2 separate regions of the Homo sapiens genome follow, and region 2 is linked to region 1. The links are chromatin loops, found by intact Hi-C in ENCODE. Cell type or tissue: left lung. All regions are shown on one strand.

Region 1 (2,500 bases):
TTGTTCAACAGCAATTAAAATGTGTGTTAAGCCAATATGATCTCACTCATCATGAATGGCACTAAGCAATTCATGAGAGATTTACCTTGATGTTCCAATCACCTCCTACCAGGTCCCACCTCCAATGCTGGCAATCACATTTCAACATGAGATTTGGAGGGGACAAACATCCTAACCATATCAAGTATAAAGTATCATTAGTTTTAGAATGACTTGGGAGAGTTATGCACTTGTAATATTTGGACTGGTCTCCAGTTTTGGGGTCAGAAATGTTAGCTAATGTGCTGTCTAATTCAGAGACTACCTAGAGGAGTTATTCTTAGTGGGTTGAGTTCTGGAACGTTCCATCTGAGGAATAAACTACTCTCTATTATATTCACCATAGTATTATATTCCTCACTATAGGGAGTGAAATTCTCATCATATTCTGTGATGTTTTTAATTCCTCTTTCTCTTTGGCATTTCAATAAAAACTAAGAAAGCCTTTAAGAAATATCTAGCCTATTATTATGTTTCTATCTTAACCATAAAAATTTTGTTGGTTTAAAACACTATTAAAATAATAGCTTTGATCCATTTTATACTTCTACACATTCCATTCCTTGCCCCAAATTTAACCATGGGCCCAATTTTTTGCTTCTTCTCAAAAGTTGGCCATTTATTTCTTCATCTAACAACTGGCATAGAATTAAACTGCTCTTCATTTGAACTCACAATTCTTCCTTTCTCAAAATATTCAACCGTACTACTCACTGTCCCTCTTACTTGCCAGGATTAAACTCTGATGCCACATTATGTTATGGCAATAAAAGCTTCAAACTAAAATTTAACCTGTTTTTCTGTTAGCTACTTCCTTTCAGTCAGCAGAAATGAGAGAGAAAAATGACAAACAAACAGTGCTCAGACAGAAATCTCCACATTCTCATCTTCTTTCTGCATGCCAAATTATGGAAAAGATTCAGTTTACCTTTGCTGTTGGTGAGAGGTGACAGCGTGCTGGCAGTCCTCACAGCCCTCGCTCGCTCTCCGCGCCTCCTCTGCCTGGGCTCCCACTTTGGTGGCACTTGAGGAGGCCTTCAGCGCACCGCTGCACTGCGAGAGCCCCTTTCTGGGCTGGCCAAGGCCGGAGCCAGCTCCCTCAGCTTCTAGGGAGGTGTGGAGGGAGAGGCGCGAGCGGGAACCCGGCCTGCGCGCGGCGCTTGCGGGCCAGCTGGAGTTCCGGGTGGGCGTGGGCTTGGCGGGCCCGGCACTTGGAGCAGCCGGCCGGCCCTGCCGGCCCCGGGCAATGAGGGGCTTAGCACCCAGGCCAGCGGCTGCGGAGGGTGTACTGGATCCCCCAGCAGTGCCAGCCCACCAGCGCTGCGCTCGATTTCTCACCGGGCCTTGGCTGCCTTCCCGCAGGGCAGGGCTTGGGACCTGCAGCCCGCCATGCCTGAGCCTCCCACGCCCTCCACGGGCTCCCGTGCCCTCCGAGCCTCCCCGATGAGCGCCGCCCTCTGCTCCACGGCGCCCAGTCCCGTCGACCACCCAAGGGCTGAGGAGTGCGGGCGCAGGGCGCCGGACTGGCAGGCAGCTCTATCTGCAGCCCTGGTGCGCGATCCACTGGGTGAAGCCACCTGGGCTCCTGAGTCTGGTGGGGACGTGGAGAACATTTATGTCTAGCTCAGGGATTGTAAACGCACCAATCGGCACTCTGTATCTAGCTCAAGGTTTGTAAACACACCAATCAGCACCCTGTGTCTAGCTCAGAGTTTGTGAATGCACCAATCCACACTCTGTATCTAGCTACTCTGGTGGGGCCTTGGAGAACCTTTGTGTCCATACTCTATCTAGCTAATCTGGTGGTGAGGTGGAGAACCTTTGTGTCTAGCTAAGGGATCATAAACGCACCAATGGGCGCCCTGTCAATGAGACCACTCGGCTCTACCAGTCAGCAGGACGTGGGTGGGGCCAGATAAGAATAAAAGCAGGCTGCCAGAGCCGGCAGTGGCAACCAGCCCGGGTCCCTTTCCACACTGTGGAATCTTTGTTCTTTCACTCTTTGCAGTATATCTTGCTACTGCTCACTCTTTGGGTCCACACTGCTTTTATGAGCTGTAACACTCACCGCGAAGGTCTGCAGCTTCACTCCTGAGCTAGCGAGACCACGAACCCACCGGGAGGAACGAACAACTCCAGACGCGCTGCGTTAAGAGCTGTAACACTCACCGCGAAGGTCTGCAGCTTCACTCCTGAGCCAGCGAGACCACGAACCCACCAGAAGGAAGAAACTCGTAAACCCATCCGAACATCAGAAGGAACAAACTCCAGATGCGCTACCTTGAGAGCTGTAACACTTACCGCCAGGGTCCGCGGCTTCATTCTTGAAGTCAGTGAGACCAAGAACCCACCAATTCCGGACACACTGGGAGTGTAGTCTCTATGTCTCAAGAATTTAGCAAGATATTGATAAAATTTGGAGGAGGAAGACATCACAGGGATAGCGGAAAGGTTTTCAGGA
Region 2 (2,500 bases), 270 kb before region 1:
AAAATTGGCTGGGAGCAGTGTCACATGCCTGTAATTCCAGCACTTTGGGAGGCCGAGGCCAGGGGTTCAGTTGTCCTGGCAGGGGTTTGAGGTTAGAGTGAGCTATGATTGTACCACTGCACTCCAGCCTGGGAGACAGAGTGAGACCTAGTCTCTCTCTCTCTCTGTCACACACATACACACAAACACACAAAGATAAAAAAGATTTTCTCCTGCCTAAGGTGTTCCAATAGCCTTCTTATTGTTGAATCAGGAATACTCAGTTTATTTTTCTAGAATTTTCAAATAAAATAAGTTGCTCAACTTTTCAAGGAAAGAATATGAAAAAGCAGATAAAAGCCTGTTGTGTCCACTGCTTGAGTGGACTTCATAGCAAGGAAATGTGCAAAGGGGCAACGCTTTCTTAAAGTTTCATCTTTTTTATGATGACTTCAGAGATCTCCCATTCAGAATTTTTCCCTGTTGAAACTCAGTTTATCAAAGGTTAAAAGGCATTGATTGAGTACAAAATTTAGGTTTCTGGTACTTCAGTGATGTTCTTGGTAGTTATATTAGCAGCTCAAACAGTTGGCTTTATCACCACTGACTACAAATAAGAAAGGCCAGTATATAATTAGGCTCTTTTAATATTAGAGGAAGCATACTCCACAACTGAGAACTCTATTAAAGTGTCTATATAAAATTATTCAACATTTGGCAAACTTACATGAGATGGTCTGTAACCAGAAGGTCTGAACACAGTTTAAGCAGCCAGAAAACACTTCTTAAATTTGGGCTGCTTTCTCCTTCAGATGCTATAAAGTAACAGGTGTCTATAGCAAGTGTGAAAATTTGCCAATAATACTTTGTTCATAATTTCTGGTCTCTGGCTTTTGGATTAAGAAGTTCTGTAGATACTAAATGGAACACATACTCATGTAGAAACCATTTTTACACCATTAGTGATCAGTGGTACAGACAGACCATGTCACCAAAGGATACATTTGCCTCTTCGAGTTGAAATACATAAGCTGCAATGAGCCTTATCTGAATCAATGTTTTCCAAGTTATGCCAAGACCCAGAAATTTACATTGTGAGATAGAAATAACCTGTCTAATCAAGTGCAATGCCCTGTCTTAACTAACTTCACAAAAAGTTGTGACAACTTACTCTCTAGCTTTACCTCCCGTCTAATTAAACCATGAGCTTGCTTTTGTTCCTACTTAGGTGATTTGTCACTTGGCAATGAAACGGTCCATCCAAAACACAGCCAATCTACAGTGACAAAATACCTAGACAACTTATGCTACTAAAAATGGATGTCATGGGCTGAAGAACTTTGGGTATTGTTTCCATCCTTACAGAAATTTGCCTGAAATTGACTAATATTCATCTTTACTCAGGTTTATGGACTTAGACCAATATCCTGGTTTTATGTTATTTATTGTGCCACCAATACTAGAATATTAAATGTACTCAAACTCCTTTGGAAACAAATTACAGTAACTGTCACAAATTCAATCTATTACTCATATTCCCTGCCCAATGTAAAGGGCCGAAGTTGGAAGAAAGTTTCCATAATTAAATAGGTGATCAGGCATGTTTTGGCATAATTTCTCCTGTAGCCTGCTGGATCCACGCTTTAACTCACCTGGGAAATGAAGACATCAGGAAAGAGTGGGACTCAAGATTTATTTTTAAAAATCTCTTATTGGAGTACAGGTATCTTAACAGCCATAGGCACTGCATTGACATTCTGTGCTCTGCCTTAAGCCTCTTGTATCACATGATTTTTATGTGTTAGCATTCATTTGCTGGAGATTATGCATAATCATAGTGTGATTATAGCACACTGCTCTGGAAATTTGTAGGACACTTTTTCACAACCGGTTACTGGCTACTGCCTATGGCATTTGCAATATTTCAAACTGCTATACTGTTGGGTTTGTCTCCACGTTTTCATTCATATTTTCTTGCCACTTAAAAAACTTTGACACACAAAAGATAGTGCATAATTAATTTATACAATTTGGTGAGCTTGGAGATAAGTATACACCCATGAAACTATTATCACAGTTTATGCCATAAATCTATTCAACACCTACACAAGTTCTGTCCTACTCTCTTATTATCACTATTGTGTGTGTGTGTGTGTGTGTGTGTAAGAACACTTAACACGAGATCTTTGGTCAGCCCTCTCTTGATCTTCTTTTTAGATGCTTCTTCCTACCTACTTAAAATTTGTATCAATAGGCAACTCCATATTTTATGTCACTTTACTTCGGAAAAACAGATGAAAGTGCTGTTGGCTGATATTTCTCATATTTATACCTTTCTCAGTAGAACCTTACTAGAGTGTTTTTTCTGAATATAGAAACAATTCTTTCACTGAGGAGAATTATTTTAATTTCTCACGACACCTTGAAATTTGTATTCCAGGGTATAAATGCAATACTATTGACATGGAGATTTATAATGATTAATTGTTCATTTACAAGAAAGCTGGAAAAACCCCCTTTT

What was found. Hi-C counts contacts between places; a loop is a spot of excess contacts. Peaks named below come from ENCODE experiments on the same cell type or tissue, not always from the same donor. Only the 100,000 strongest peaks of a DNase experiment are listed, where the experiment ranks them.
Region 2: a loop joins it to region 1, with 9 times the contacts of the local background. A loop is called at or near these places in 2 of 110 quality-filtered maps.

The regions. Positions count from the first base shown.
Region 1 is chr5:19,286,584-19,289,083 of GRCh38, forward strand. No RefSeq gene overlaps it. Among named protein-coding and RNA genes, the nearest start is that of LINC02100, 540 kb to the left of the region's middle. In left lung, no CTCF peak of the experiment used is centred here; DNase peaks (open chromatin) are centred at 1,208 and 1,468.
Region 2 is chr5:19,013,813-19,016,312 of GRCh38, forward strand. No RefSeq gene overlaps it. Among named protein-coding and RNA genes, the nearest start is that of LINC02100, 270 kb to the left of the region's middle. In left lung, no CTCF peak of the experiment used is centred here; no DNase peak of the experiment used is centred here.